Linked DNA regions of Mus musculus: region 2 is linked to region 1. A link is a loop called in an ENCODE intact Hi-C map of the cell type or tissue named here. Cell type or tissue: gastrocnemius. All regions are shown on one strand.

Region 1 (8,000 bases):
AGGTGAAGCAAAAACGGAGAGCAAAATGTCCAGAGGAAGGGTTATGGGATTGCTTTATGACCTTATCTTAAAAAGGAGGACTTTGTATGTCTCCCCACTTATTCTCACCAACAGACATAGGTTGGTTTTTTTTTTGTTTTTTTTTTTTGTTTGTTTTTTTATTTTTTTTTTGGGGGGGGGAGGTGTTAGTCTGAAATCTGAACGTGCTTATCAGCTGGGAAAAATCTGACATTTAATTGATTTTATCCCTTAGAAGTGTGTGTGAGAGAGAGAGAAGAGAGAGAGGGAGGGAGAGAGAGAGAGGGAGGGAGAGAGAGAGAGAAGAGAGAGAGGAGAGAGAAGTGGGGGGAGGGAGACAGGGAGGGAGGGAGGGAGAGAGAGAGAGAGAGAGAGGAGAGAGGAGAGAGAGGAGAGAGAGGTGGGGGGAGGGGGGAGAAAAATTGACAGTATTACTAAGCAACAAGCCTGCTTATTTACTGCTCCAATCCACGCCCCCACCCTCCACCCCCCTACCCAGGTTGCAGACTTTCTCTTGAGTCCACGAGAGACTGCTGGCTAATTTTTTAAGTATAATTTCCCAAAGTACTGCCCCTTGCCATAGAAAATGCCACGTAGGTCTTCTGAGTTATAAATGCCGAGGAAAACCATGTTGGTTACGTTTGCAGCTTTTTCATTTTGTGGTTCTGGGTGGTACAGCCCAGTTGCCAACGTTATCCATTCCTCTTTCTGGGAACAGCCTTAATTGTACTTGGCTTGGTTGACACAAAAGGCCTCTGAAAAATATGAGGCTGGTCCCTCTAGTGTTGCTTTGTGAAGACTACAGTACAAAGTACTGGATGGAGGAACACAGCTGCAAAGGAGTGCAGAGAGCGGCTGCAAAATCAATCTGCTTCAAAACACATTATTGAAATGATTTTCTACAAAATGCCATGGTACTATACAGGGCTCCTAACCAAAGAAAATGCAGGCACTTTGCTACATTTGCAAGGACACGGTGTTCGTTGTTGAGACTTCCCAGAACAAACAGTAAACGATTGAAATCACATTGGCCAGAGTTACCAGAGGGTCAAGAGCAATATAAGCTTGCCTTGCTTTTAGAAACGAATTCACAATACTGGTTAGGACTGTCTGGCTATGCTCATAGGCTTTCACTGTCATAAAAAGAGGAGGCAAGATTTCATATACTTCTTCATTCTTTCTCTGATGCCCCCTGATGTTCAATAAAAAGAGTATGCTATCTTCTTCCTGTTTTTCTTTGACTTTTTTTTTTCTACCCTCAGACATTTGTTAAACTACTAATCTGTTCCAAAGATAGAAAAATGATAAGATACATTCATTTCCCTGGACATGCATCATCATCCCATGGGAAGACAGACTCTTAGTGACAAAATAGATTTATATAATGCCTGGGACACAGGGGAAATGGTATTAATTATTAATGCTGGTTATCAAGAAAGATGAGGTATTTGAGCTGTGGTCTGAAGCTAGAGTTAGAGTCCTCATTAGAGGCAATTCATGGCTTGACATCATTGACTGATCCTTGGTCAATACCAGTTTGGTCCAGTTTCTGAGGAGATCTATTATGGCATGTGCAATGGGCAGCTAGTCTGTGTGTGTATGTATGTATGTATGTGTGTGTGTTGTTGTTGTTGTTTGTTTGTTTGTTTATGCTACTGCTTCAAGGCTCAGATTTCCTGCCTTATTCCAGTGTCCCTTATTCTGCATGTGCAGTAAAAGGAGGCCCACGGCAGAAAGGCCAGCTCTCCATTAAAGGAACATGAAATAAAACTGGGTGGTTTGAATCAAGACTGCAGTAGCTCTGGATTCCAGCAGAAAGGGGTTGGTGTCACAAGGGGAACCCTGATCCTTTGTGGGGGTAGAAGTAAGGTTTGTTAGAGGGAGTCAGGTTATTAGTGATGATTTTATTAGAAAATCTCTTTCAGTTCTGAAAGCCTATTAACAAAATTTCATATTTACATTTAAAGGGGACTAATTACCTACAGAGAGTCTCGATAGCCTCAAACCCACCCGAGAGCCCAGCACAGTGTTATTTCACTAGACACTGGCTTACAAATCCTTTAGAAAAAAGGCACCCCACCCTGGTCATCATGTTGTTGGCAGTGAGGTTGACATTGAAATTCATTGACTTGAAACCACACAGTCACTTTTCAAAGGCTGTTTGGGGTTGTAGCAAAACACATTGAGATCATTTGGTATATTAAATAAGACATATTACCAACAGTCTCTATATTTACATTTGTACATGTACAGTCAAAAACCAAATGACAGTCATAAAGTCTAGAAGCATATTAAGGCTCATAAGAAATTGTGGGATGCAAAATTAGGCCATGACTCAATGTGAATGAATGTCAATAGAGTGTGCAAACTATATTTTATAGGCAGTTAAGGTAATGCTGTTATTATTTTATGAAGATTTAACTCCATTATTTTAGTAGCTCTCTGTGATTATAAGGACAATGCAGTTTAGTAGCCAAGGTACCAGAGTCCACACACAATGAAATTATACACGTGGAAAATGCAACTGGAGGCAGGAAGCCGCGATGTAAGTGGATCCTGCTTGCTTCTCTCTCTGTATTCTTTGGACACCAGAGCCTCTTCTCATCTCTCTTCTGTACTGAGCTGACACTGAACACCGGCACCACCCCTGGACCTTCAGGGTTTTGACCTTTGGTGAAATCGCAGCGCACATCGTGTTCCTCCTCCCCTCCTAGAAACTTTGTCTCTCCTCTCAGAACAGATGGGTCCAAAATTAACTCTGAAGCAACAGTTTTAAAAACTGAAAGGAAATGTACCTTTTGTAGGGGTCTAGCCATTCATCCTAGAGGGGTGTAACACACTAGAGAACATGGTAGGCAAGGAAGCCCTGTTTCTCTACTGATGAGCTTTCGAGAACGTGATGTCTACAAACTCAGTCGGACTCAGTGGCATCTTTAGAGGTTCCTTGTCTCACAATGTTGCATTATGTCTTGCCCCTTTTCCTTTCTAAAATTTAATTTCACTTACATATATTTGTCTTCTTTCTTTTTACACTACAGTTTCTTTGTGTACATATTGTGCTTTCCAATTTAGTGTTTTTTTATGGGACTGTAAGTATGAGTGGGTCTCTGTTTCTTGTGTCTTCTCTTCGGCTCTTTTCCTTCTGCTGTTTGTTCTGTTCAAGTCCAATGCGTTAGTTTTGTTTTTAACTTATTGCATTTTATTTTATCATTATTCCTTCAATAATAATCCCTTTTATTTTTCTTCCTAATGATTGGCAGAAATGGGGTGGATCCGGATGGGATGGAGATGGGCGGGAACAGCGAGGGGCAGAGGGAGGAGAAACCATAATCCGAATGTGTTATACAAGAAAAAAAATCTATTCTCAATAAAAGGAATAAATTATGAGAAAAAGAGTAAATATGAAAATCTCTCACTTTAATCCTACGCAGCAATAAGATTATAAAATAAAATGTTTTGTGTGCTTACAAAAATATTTCCTAATTTTTTAATTTCCCAGGGTTCTGTTAAGCCTTTGAATATAAAGGAGACTCCGTTAATTTCCTTCAACCCACTTTTATTGGTTACTTTTTATTTGAATGATGCAAGACTTGAGCATCTTCAAGATGCCTTTCCTACCAATTATTCTGGAAGTATCTCTGAGCAAGGCTTCTCTTGTGTGGAGTAACAAGCAACGACTTCCTTTGATCTGTGGTTCTAAGGCGCACTCTACAGCGCCCCCTACCTGCACTGCTCACATCACAGCTTCTCATTTAGTGGCCATGCTGTGCTGGGCACAAGCTAAGTTCTTTTGAATGATACAGGTCCTTTAGAATCCTCAAGATGCCAAACTTAGGGGAAAAAATGAGACACAGAGAGAGATGGGAGAAAGGAATAAAAGTAAGCGTTGTTCTCTCTGATATTGTTTGTGCCTCCGTGTGCCACTGAATAAAGCTTTTCAAAAGTTTTACTTACAATGTTTTTTCTTTCCCTCTGTAATTCCATTTCTTATGCAGAGACAAAAGATCAAGGATAATAAATATAGGATTCAGAGTTCTTTTTTTCCTTTTCAATATGTGAAATTGTGTATCTATTAATTTCCCTTAAAGTGACAATAGTCATTAACTACCCAAAGCTCTTGGCCTTAGCATTAGCAAAGGCTGAAATTTAACAAGAGAACTAAGTCGATGTGTTTTTTAATTACTCAGTGTCAATTATTTATCAATTAATACAGGAAATTCCTATTTAAAGGTAAAAAATCCAAAAAAAAAAAAAGAATGAGAAAGAGCAACAGAGAGAGACAGAGAAAGAGAGAGAGACAGAGAGAGAGACAGAGACAGAGACAGAGAAAACAGAGAATGTGAGAGACCACACACTTGGGGTTGTAATGAAAGTAATATTCTGTGATGAACGGGAATCAAGGAAGACTGACGGGAAGAGACCCTGTCATGGATGAAACTGAGAAGCCAGAAGACACTGTCAGTACCAGTAGGCATCCCTCCGTCTTTATTTGCACTGTCAGTATATTGTTAAATCTTTCTTCCTCTTTGATAGCTCACCTTAAGGCCGAAACTAAGAAATCCAATTACTTTCTAGAAGCTGTAGCGATGACCAACTAAACTGTGGCCCCTGGGGACAGTATTTGTATCCTTTGACAGCAATTAATGAAACCAATAAATCAATTAGTTAAATTAAATTAAGGTCCATCCAGCTGTTTCCACAGCCTACCCATGTGTAACTAAATGTAATTATATGGGCACCCTGGATGGGAAGCAGATTCAGTTCGAGTGATCTTCACTGCCCTTTTGTACTAATGCCTGTTCCCACTTTATGAAATTATAGTTATTCTTCCTTTGTCTTGACTCTATATTATATGTGAACTTTGCTTGGGGGAGAGTTCTTAATAAAGGGCAATGGAAATAACTCTTTGTACCTCTGAGTGATAATGAATTACACCCGGGACCTGTTCTTTCTATTTAATCCCTTCCTGGATTTAACAGACATCATTGTTCTTACAAAGTAATGGTCGAATCCATACACATTTTGTGTTGTGGGGTAGGAGCTCTTCTCTTTCTTGACAATGCTGATTCTTTCCACTTCTGCTTTATTCTCCAGGTCTAAGATGATTCCTCTCCTTACTATTGCAGATCCTGTGCTCGTGGTGCCTAAGCAATGGCCCTATTTCTCCTACTTCATTAACCCCCCCCCCAACCTATGTCTTCACTTCTATAGCCATGCTTTTACACATTATTAATACCTATGTATCATAGCAATTACCCTCATTGCTGAGCTCAATGAACAATCCATTCTTTCTTGGACTTAATCAGACCAAGACCCTGGTGACAAAGCTACTCATCTCACCAGGCTTTCAGATGAACCACACGATTTCATCACATCTTCTCTATGCCTCTTTTGTTGGAGACGGGTTTTGCACTCTGTAGCTCGGGCTGGCCTGAAACTCACGATATGCTGCACAGGCTGGCTTTGAACTAAAGGGGATCTTATCTTGGCTTCCTGGCCTAGTATCTTCAATAATATCTTCTACAGAAGATAGTCACTGATATATTCTACAGAGCCTTCACATATTCATCAAGTATCTATGTTTATAATATAAAAATAAAGGCAATTGAGGGAAGGCACAAGTAAGTAGTAACTGTAATGGAGTCCAATAGTAATAAAATCTCCTGCTACAAGGATATACAAGGGGATGATGATTTAGCCTGGATGGACTAGAGAAGGGCAAGAGAGATGACGTGGGAAGTGAATGACTAGATGAAGAAAACAAATAACAGTTCCACTATAGGTGTGAGTATGTGTAGATCTCCGAAGTCATGAAAGTACAGTCCAATGTGCCTTCAAGTCTTGTGATTTTCAGTGTGTATGGAAGACAAAGTCACCAAAGCTCTGGAATGTGGAACTGGAAAGTGTAGACCACACACACACACACACACACACACCAACATATATATATATATATATCCCAAAAATGTGTCAGCTAAGATATAGGGTCCAACACACGTAATCTAATCTCATATGAGTTGGAAAGTATGCTTGTGAATAGTGAGAAGAATGGTTTGGAGGGAGGATCCAGGTAGATGCTTATTGTAATGGTCTTGGACCCCAGCTGGGTTATTCATGGTAGGAATGACTGACACCTACCTTGCCCAGGTAAAATGGCTGCATGTAGCTCTGAATCAATATTGAAAATTGACAGTAGAAAAACAAGAACTGATGGGCAACTCTGGTGCTTCTGAAGGTCTCTCTCTCTCTCTCTCTCTCTCTCTCTCTCTCTCTCTCTCTCTCTCTGTGTGTGTGTGTGTGTGTGTGTATGTGTGTGAAGTTGTGGTTGCATTTGTGTGCAAAGGCAAAGGTCAGAGATCTGTGTCAGATGTCACCTTCCATAGCACTTCACCTTAAACTTTCAGACAGGGTTTCACACTGAATCTGGAGCTCACTGACTAGACTAGAATGGCTGGACAGCATTCTCCCCGGACCCTCCTGTCTCTGTCTCCCAACACTAACATTACAGGCATGAGCCTGAATGATGACGTATGTGATTGGGATCTGAACTCATGCTTTGTGCAGCTAGCAGTTTAGACACTGAGCCATCTCTTTGGCTCTGAAATTGTTTACAAATGCACTGCATGTGATGAATATTAAATTCATGTAATGTGTTACATTTGTTCAGACATTTCAATACTCCCCCATGGCTGCATGGTGCTCATGAAAATAGAATTCCCAAATCCACATTCTTTGGAAAGAAGTAATTTGTACACACCAGGCATCATGGACTGTCACTCTGGGACCAAGAAGGACCCCACCACCTCTAGAGGATAGGAGCTTGTGTTTGCGTGTTAGGGTCAGCGTCTAAAGCAAGAGGAGTCTTGAGTGGGCAGATCAGAGAGCTATTTTCTGAGCTAGGAAAATTCCAGGCTGCAGGCTGATGAAATGAAATGTCTCTCTTCTTGAGAAAAGTACGCAATCACGGAAATGTGTAACAGGTTCACTGGCCCTTTGAAAATTACGTGGAAAGCAAAATTAAGAATGCTTGCCTGAAGAATAGGGTTCACGCTTTCTTAGTCTGTTTTGCTGAAGGCTCAGGATTTGGATTCTCAGAGTCTCTCTGCACTCTTTTATCTCACTCTTCTTGACTCAGACACTCAGCTGAAAAACAAATTACATTCCCAACTCTGAACCTGTCCTCACGTCATTCTCCTCTTTATAAGAAATGTCGAAATCCTCTTATTGACAACCTAGTCATCCTTCAGTGGCTGAACTGAAAGCCTGTTCCTTTTATGAAGTCTTCCTTGATTCATCCATCAACACAGGGGTGATGGCCCCTCTCTTCTTGTCACTTATATACCTTATAACTATTTCCTCATGACACTTATTACTTTCTTCTGAAAAAAAAGAAAAAAGAGCCCCTTTCTTCCTCTCTGAGACAGCCTCTCCTTACGTACTCAGGCCGGCTTGGAACTCGCAGTTCTTTTCCCTCCTCATTTTCTTTGGAAGTGATATTTCAGGAATGCACCACCACACCAGAGTTATCATTTTCCCCTTTAAATTTATTTTTTTTTATACAGCTTATCTCTTGTCTTGTTTAGCTATGCACACATGGCATTCTCAGGAGCAGCTTGCTATGCTCTGTGGCAGGAAAGAAGGGGCACCCATCTAATGTTACTCTGCTTGCAATTTCATAGCTCTTCTTTCAAGGGAACATGTCCTGTTCTTACCCCCTTTTTGTTGTATCCAGTTTTCCCCAGTGTGTCTTCCTGGCCAACTGTGTCTTCTATTAAACATTTCCCCTTGATCAATTAATTCCTCCTTCTCTAGCTGTATGAATGACTTGCTTGTCATTTCCTCTTCATTTGTTCTTGGGCTGCTCAAGGCTTATGTTGGTTTCACTTGTTCTCAGGAGGAGAATTTCAGTCCAGTCCGGGAACATCCTCCCTTTATCAATGTGTCAACAGGAGTTTTGGAACCACAGGGGAGATATTGGTGTC
Region 2 (8,000 bases), 91 kb before region 1:
CAAAGGGCCACGTGACTAAGTAATTGATGCTGAACAAGCAAGCCAATTTTGAAAATAATTAGCTACTAAGACTGAGTTGACTAAAATATTACTAAACAGCAGCTAGAAGATCTGGCACAAAACAATAGATAACAAAGAACTGTTTTTTTTTTGTTGAAACTATAAGTAATTTTTTTCTCAAGCTGAAGGACTAGAGGATGCTATAATTTGTAGTGATCAAACTAATATTATCCATTGTACTTTTAATAAGATAATAGCTATAGATAAAACTATTTATTATACCTTCACAGCACATTTACAGTGTCATTCCTTTAAAATAAACTTTAAATTATTATCTATAATTAATATAATATGCACCCCTTATAAGAATATAAATAGATATTTACAAAGTCTTTACTATGTAAATCATTAATTCATATAACATAAATGTAATTAAAGATGCTTCTGGAAGATAATAAAACTTTGTTACATCAAACATTAACAGTACTCTGTTTTATGGTTTGGTGAATACATATTCATATAGGTAAAATCTCGCTAAAGTATTTTCTTTCTGTAGTTCACCTTAAATTTTGTCAAACTGAAATTATTCTGGTAATTTCAGATATTTATGAAGAAACATAGCCTCTTACCTTTCGTACTGATCCCTAGGAAAGAAAAGATAAATGATCATTATAAGAATTATATATACACCTATATATTAAAATGGCTTTATTACAATATTATGTACAAATATATTTACAAATGTAACTGCATTGTTCTTTTCCTACTATCTTAATCTAATATTTTGAAATAAAATGTAAAATTTTACCAATCAATAAAATGTTATCTACAAAACCAATTGTATATACTTATCTGTAACTGTGTTGTGCCTTCAATCTGTGAGCTAAGAATTTATTCATAATTCATTGCAAATGAATCCCAGGAAATAACAAAAATCTCTCAAGCTCACTGTGCCCTTGTGCTTCGGAGTAGCTGGTGCTAAACCCCAAACTTCCACTGACCCATTTCCTTTCTCTTCCCTATGGGCATTTTATGGGACTAGTCTCACTTAGCGCCACCCACTTCAGAAAATGGGGTGGGTACTTTCAGTGGAAGCCAGAAAACTTTAGCCTACTATTATGTCCCTTCACAATTTCCTTGGGAAGCCAAACTGGCCAACTTCCCTCCCCAGAAATGACACCGCTGTGATCAAGGCAAAGTACAAACACCTTATGTATTCTAAAAGTAGTTTTACTCACCGATTGCAAATCTGTTGAGGGAAGAAGAGAATAGGAAATAGTTATTGGTATCATTTCATCAGTTGCTATCATTCCATATGTCAATAACGGTAATTAAAAAAATGATACTTAGGTCTATACAGTAGATTTACCTGATTGAAAGACCCCTTCTGTTTCTCCTTCAGAATATTCTAATAGCCCCCAAATTATTCAGGTAAAAAAAAACATAGCAGGGATCCGCAGGGTGACTTGTTTACAGTTTTGATATGTAAATATAGATTTAAATTAAATAGTTAATTATTCACTATTTTTTAAATGCCATGAAGCATCACTGTGTCTGCAGGCAGGACATCTCCAGTGCTCAGCAATTATGGAGGAAGTGGCATAGGTGAATAGGTGGCTATCACCTTCTGATTGACAAGGAAATGATGCATAAGAATCTGAGAAAACGTTAGCCTGCATCCTGAAGCAGAGCTTGTTTTTTTTGTAAACCATTGAAGTGACTTAGCCCTTTCCCCCAAAGGTCTAATTTGCATCAATGAAAGCAAATTGATTCAGGAGTCTGATTTTTGCTATAAATAGTTCATGTCAATGAGGTAAGGTCATTGACTAAAGAGCAGCCCATTTGTGCCCTAAGAAGTTCTGCTTTGTATAAAGAGAAAACTGTGGATTAAAATCTTGAAAAATAATGAGAAAAATAAATACCCACTTCTTTGCTACAATTACCCTAAGACTTTAAAGACTGAGTTTCATTCCTACAGTATAATAATTACAGGATCATGTGGCATATAATTGCGGTCAGACTTGCTCCAGGATGATTCACCCCTAAAAATTGCTTGAATTTGGTGGTCACAAAGTGTGTCATTTGGAATGAGAACATCTGTTGAAGTGGTCACTGCTCAGAAGAGTGGGACACCTCCTGCATTCACATTTTAGGGCAATTGATGAGAATCACTGTTCAATTAGATAAATGGTATGTCTAGTTTATTTTCTCCATTGAAGGAAGAACAGTTTGCCTGAATTAAGAGAAGCCAGTAAGCCTTACAGGCTTTGGAAACGTGCCTTTTAATTACTCAGTTTGTGAGCCATTTTGGACAATGTGTGTTGGATAACCTTTATTGTTCTTAGTGGTTGGATGTTGAATAAAATGTATGTTGACCTTCAAATCTCTACTTCCCTAAGTCTACTATATTTTTCTGTGGGGATCCCCTCTTACTCTGGTTTCATATAAAATTAACTTGTAACATTAATTTGTACAATGCAATTACTTCTTAGTATCCTCGAGGGGTATATAAAAGTGGATGAAAGGAATATATACACATTCAAAATTAGGCTGTGGCAGACGTGGGGCGTGTAGCTGAAGGTCTGGGTGTGGCCACGCCCTCCTGAATACTCATCAAGCCAACATCTTTGTCCAGTTAAATTAGGCAGCCATTTTAAAAGATGAAACCCAAGTGGTTTTCTTCATTCTTTCTTCAGGAAATTCTAGTTAGTTATACAACCTAGAAATGGAAAATAGCCTCGAAGTTGGCACATTTAGTATATACCCCACATTTTAGAAAAAGGCCCAATTGATTCATTTGAAGTCACATGGTAAACGAGTAAGAGACTCCTGAGAAGAATCCCCAGGCTCTTGAATCTCAGGACGAAGTTGATATTTCTCACATCTGTTGTTTTCGTGTGTGATTACAGGTGGGAACTTGTTGAAGTGTAAGTGAACAGAGCTTATTTTAGTTAAAAGTTACCATTTCCATGATCAGGTAATGGATTGGGACGCTGCTTTGACTATTCAGAAGATAAAAGCTGAGGCCGAAGCAGCCCGCTTCTCAAGATACACCATCTGGGTTCTTTACATATGGCCCAGAAATGTAAATTACTCCATGGACCTGGGAAGTCTTTAATTGGAATTCCTAGCGCTTAAGGCCTGGTCCCTGTTCCTGCACTTTACCCCCTCCAGGGGGCGTATTTTTATCATTATCTTCATCAACGTCATCCAGAGCAACTCGGCCGCCCACAAGAAAATGGAGTCCTGTGAGTTTTGTATTATTCTATTACGGGGCTTTCTAAACTAGGCCTCAAGTTTCACAACGTGACCACGGGCATAATTCTGGGAATTGAAGAGTGGAGCCCTCTCAGTCGTTCATGCTGTCAGCCAGGTTTATATCTTGAGGCAACCTTCTTTGCCTCTTTGTGAGCTTCACCAACCGGGGCATCCGGGCTAACAGTCTAGTTTTAAGGGAAAAACTTCCCCCAACTCTTGGCAACAGTCAAGTCTTTCATATTTCCATTCTTTTCCCATGTATCTCGTGAACCCTAGTGTTTTCTCCGACAGATTAGAGGGCGACCTCACAAGCTGTATGTGGAATGAATGTGTGAAGTTTCCCTCTGTTGAGATAAGGGTGCCCACCTATCCAGCCTCTCTCCTTCATCTCCCCCAAACAAGCAGAAGACACTTACATTGGCATGTTGCTAGGCACGAAGTTACTGCAAGCAGCAACAGAGTCCGCGTATCCACAAAGCTGAGCATGTCTACCACTTAGACATGCAGACTCCTTGTGTTGCAGAGCCCCTGGGTCACCAGCGGAGGTATCACCTGGCGGGCGCAGGCATGCAATCGTGGACCGTTCCCTCCAACTTAGTCGAAACCTCCTGCTGCCGTGGTGCTAAAATAATAAAGCCCAGACCTGCCTTATTTATATGGGAAAAGTTTCCCCAGCCGGAGGGTGCCTCCAAAAACGTCTCCACCAATGGGAGGGCTAGGGCTAGGGGCCCGGGACTCAGTGCTGGGAGGAGACTGCGGGGGAGCAGGGGAGGGAGCCGAGGGGGGAGGGACGTGGCTACGGGGCTTCTTAAATTGGTTCCATTCTTTTTGAGGACGTGGACACTTTTGAGGCTTTCGAGGGGGAACTCTGACTCCCTGTCTGCATACCTCCGCCCTCCCCAGCCACCCGCCCTCTCTCGCCCTTGCCAAGTTTGGAAGCACTTTAGGACACCTACGTGGGCTCTTTACAGATCTCCGGGCGGCGGGGCAGGTGTTGAGGGACCTGGAGGCCGAAGATGAAAAGGCAGGAGCTGTCCAGTCCCGCTTCACTCTGTGCCCTGCGGGCCATCTGCAGGCTGGAGGGGGCTGGGGTGTGAGGGGAGGAGGGTGACAGCGTGGCGAGCTCTAGAGCTGCCCTCATGGGTTGGCTCCACCCCTGCCCCCTAATTTCCCCAGTTTGGGGGGGCCTGTGTGCCCATAATCTCCTCTCTCCTCTGTCTCTCTATCTCTCTGTCTCTCCCTCCCTCCCTCCCTCCCTCCCTCCCTCCCTCCCTCCCTCCCTCCCTTCCTCCCTCCCTTCCTCCCTCCCTCCTCCATCCTCTCTCTGACTCTCTCTGTCTGTACCCCCCTCTCTCTCGTTGATGAGGGGAGCAGGCATCAAGAGATAAACTGTGCATTATTACATTTACTTTGGTTAAGCCCCATTTCCAGCCCCATGTACAGACCCCATGAAGGATTACCAGCCAGACTCAGATGCCGAGCCTGGATCAGATAACAGATCAGTGAACACTCAGCCTTCTTGGCCTTGCTGCCTATTTATGACCCCTTCCACAGCCACTGCCAGGCACCCCTGCCTGCATCTTCACACCTCCCATCATCCCTAGGGCGTATACAACCTCTTCCTTAACATCCCAAGCTGTCCCCTCCAGAACAGATGCAATCTCTCCCCATCTTGGGAAGAGACTTTGACTCTGAAGAATTGGAGTAGGAGACTTTGGCTGTCCAGGACAGCGGCAGAGACATAGTAAATTCTCCTTCCCAAAGTTTCTTGGAGTCTTCCAAGTTACCCGGGGCCGCAGGCTCCTCTTGGCCTGCCGAGCATCCATCATGAGGCTGGAGAGACCTATTCAGACTCTCATTATGTCCCCAAAGTCACAGCAGACACAGCATCTTTAGGCCATTTTTATGTTCATGAAGAAGGAACTGGCGAACTCCTTGGGAAACCTTCCCCCTTTCGACTTCCCGGTGAGGAAGAATTTCTAAGTAGGTTAGCTCCATCAGCAGCTGCTATAAGCAAAAGGTTCTGGATATTGCTAACTGGCTTCTCTTTCTAAATTAAAAAAAATGCTAGAAATAGAAGAGAATAAACATTTCAATAAGGTTATTTCAATCCTGTGAAAAACACTGATTTGAGAGACAAGCATTTTTAAAAATTTAATTTAATTCTTACTTATTCACTTTAAATCCTCCCTCCAGATCACCTCCTCCCACAATCCCTCCCCTCCTCCCCCCTTTTCTTCTGAGCGGTTCCCGGTTCCCCCAATTCCTCTCACCCCAGCAGTTCAAGTCTCTTTTAGGCTAGATGAGAAAGAGTTTTGGGTTTTTTGTTTGTTTGTTTTGTTTTTTAAATAATGTGGAGGGAATTTTTTTTTTTGAAAAAGTACTGAGCAAAGAAAGCATTTCAAGACTGCACATCTGATTTTCTTTCTTTCTTTCTTTCTTTCTTTCTTTCTTTCTTTCTTTCTCTCTCTCTCTTTCCTCCTTCTTCTTCATTAATAAGAGCATAAGTTATTTCTGTCGATGTGCTGGCTTGACTTTAGAGACTGTCATTTGTGTCTATGTCTCAGGCACCTGAAAGACAGGTGCTGTTTCTGAACAAAAGACTTGGGTAGGTAAGAAAACAGATTTATGAAAGAACCCCCCTAAATGTCCCTCAGGTTGATTACTGGATAACTCTCCTTGGGGACAACTTAGCCAAGTCCCTTGCTTTGCACTAGCTACTCCTTAGACACTCCACTTTGCTCAGTGGCTTTCTGTGATTGTCAAAATAGTCTCAAGCCTAGAACAGCCGTTGAAAGTGGGATAATTTTTAGAAAAAAAAAAAGCAAAAGAAAGAAAAGCAAATCTACTTGGTTGGCTTTTGAGAATCAGAGAAACCAAGTTTCAAACACAAGAACATAAGCCCCTCCACCCTGGGCCAGAGTGAAGAACTGATAACTTGTAAAGCATTCCAGGAAACTGATGCAAATACCAAGTGCTGCAAGGCTCCCTCCCTGCTGATGTGGCAGGGTTTGCAGCCGGCAGAGTCAGCACTTGGTGGAAAGCCCCAGACTGAGCAGTGAGGGCAAGGCAAGAGCCCTCTCTCTCCCTGTTTTCCTCTCTCCCTATCTGTTTCATCCCTCTTTCTGCCTGTCTCTGTCTGTCTGTCTGTCTTTTTCTGTGTCTTGTTTTCTATCTCTCTTTCTCTCCCTCTCTCTTCATCCCTCCCCCTGTCTCTTTCTGTGTTTCTGTTTCCTCTCTCTTCATTTCCTTCCTTTGTCTCTCTGCCTCTTTTGTCTCTGTCTCTGTCTCCTTCTGTGTCTTTGTCTCCTCTCTCTTTTTCTCTTCCTCTCTTCTGCCTGTCTCTGTCTGTTTGTCTGTCTGTCTGTCTCTTCTCAGTCTCATCTATGTCTTTCTTCTCTCTCTCCATCTGTCCTTATCTCCTTGTTTGTCTGTCTGTCTCTTTCTGTATCGCTGTCCTCCCTCCTGTTTGTGTGTGTGTGTGTGTGTGTGTGTGTGAGAGAGAGAGAGAGAGAGAGAGAGAGAGAGAGAGAGAGAGAGAGAGAGAGAGACTGAGAGAGACTAGAGACTGGAATATCAGCCATTTATGGATGGTTTGGACAGTCACCTATTGGAGACAGGCACTCTCTAACATTCTCTAATACTTGCCTCTAGATGTTGGCTAAATATTTTATGTGATGAAATAACACATTATTAGTTAGTTGTTTGTTGTTGTCAGTGAGAATTGGGGGTGAGGCTGAGGGAACTGGGAGGAGAGAAACAAAACCTGAACTGATCTGTCTGTGCTGGTCCAGATGGGATATGAGAAAAGAGAGGGAAGAGTAGGGAGCAACCAAAGCCTTCTGGACTTTGCTGTTAGATGACTGGACTCCTGTGTTCATATCCCTGCAACATTTTTAGAGGAGAGAAAAGAAGCTCTCCAGAGCTTTTAGCAACCGGTGAAAGCTGAGCAGATATGATGTCGGCCTTCCTTCTGCTATTATACTTCTTTGGAAGGCCTAGAGATTCTTGGTGCGTATCATGCCAAATAGGACATTTGGTTTTCTCTGGATGTCTAAGTAGAACTGGAACCAGTTCACTCAAGCACTATCTAGGTCTGTGCTAGGCACTGTACAGTTAGGAGCACTAGGGATGGATGACAAAGCACTGCTCTTTGGGGCTTATAGTCTGCAGGAGAAGTGCAGTGAATTGTGAGTTTATGGGAGGTCTAGATTTAGGTGGCAGAATCAAGTCAGGCTTCTCTGGAGCTGCAACATCTTAGTCAAGCCTCCATATAAAGGCTTTATAAGAAGGATAGAGAACCAGTATGGTAGTTAACTCCTATAATCTTAGCTCTTGGAAGACTTAGGTAAGAGGATCTCAAGTCCAAGGCCATCCTGGGCTATGTAGCAAGACCCTACTTAAAAATAACAACACAAAACACAACACAAAGCAAAAAACCCCACCGAAGCTCTTAGGAACATTGTCAGTCTGAGACACTTTATTTTAACTAAATTGTGAAGGCAAAGGGTGTGACAAGAAGGAGTTAGAGCTAAAAATGGTAGGTTTAGCAGAGACCATATTAAAATGGAACTTGAAGCTGTATTTAGGTGGTCATGTATTTCTAAGCCTTGAGAGGGTGTATGGATGGATGATTTTGAGTGGAGACAGTATGCCATCAAAGGATGTTTTAAAAACAAGGGCTTTGGCCACATGCTGGAAGAATGATTAGGAGAGCCCAGCCGAGATGGGAAACCAGTGAG

Evidence for each region. Peaks named below come from ENCODE experiments on the same cell type or tissue, not always from the same donor. Only the 100,000 strongest peaks of a DNase experiment are listed, where the experiment ranks them.
Region 2: it touches region 1 in a loop (3-fold over the local background); 9 of 42 quality-filtered maps call a loop at or near these places.

What each region holds. Positions count from the first base shown.
Region 1 is chr6:4,410,104-4,418,103 of GRCm38, reverse strand. All of the region lies in intron 3 of Gm46948 (a long non-coding RNA gene), which reads left to right. Among named protein-coding and RNA genes, the nearest start is that of Gm33788, 11 kb to the left of the region's middle. In gastrocnemius, CTCF peaks have their summits at 807 and 3,737; DNase peaks (open chromatin) are centred at 735 and 3,738; H3K4me3 peaks cover 362 bases; H3K27ac peaks cover 1,514 bases.
Region 2 is chr6:4,501,584-4,509,583 of GRCm38, reverse strand. Col1a2 (collagen, type I, alpha 2) reads right to left here and starts at 3,966. Exons shown (of 52, transcript NM_007743.3): 1 at 3,675-3,966; 2 at 1,239-1,249; 3 at 630-644. The coding sequence starts at 3,744. In gastrocnemius, a CTCF peak has its summit at 3,161; DNase peaks (open chromatin) are centred at 4,018 and 4,235; H3K4me3 peaks cover 6,399 bases; H3K27ac peaks cover 7,303 bases.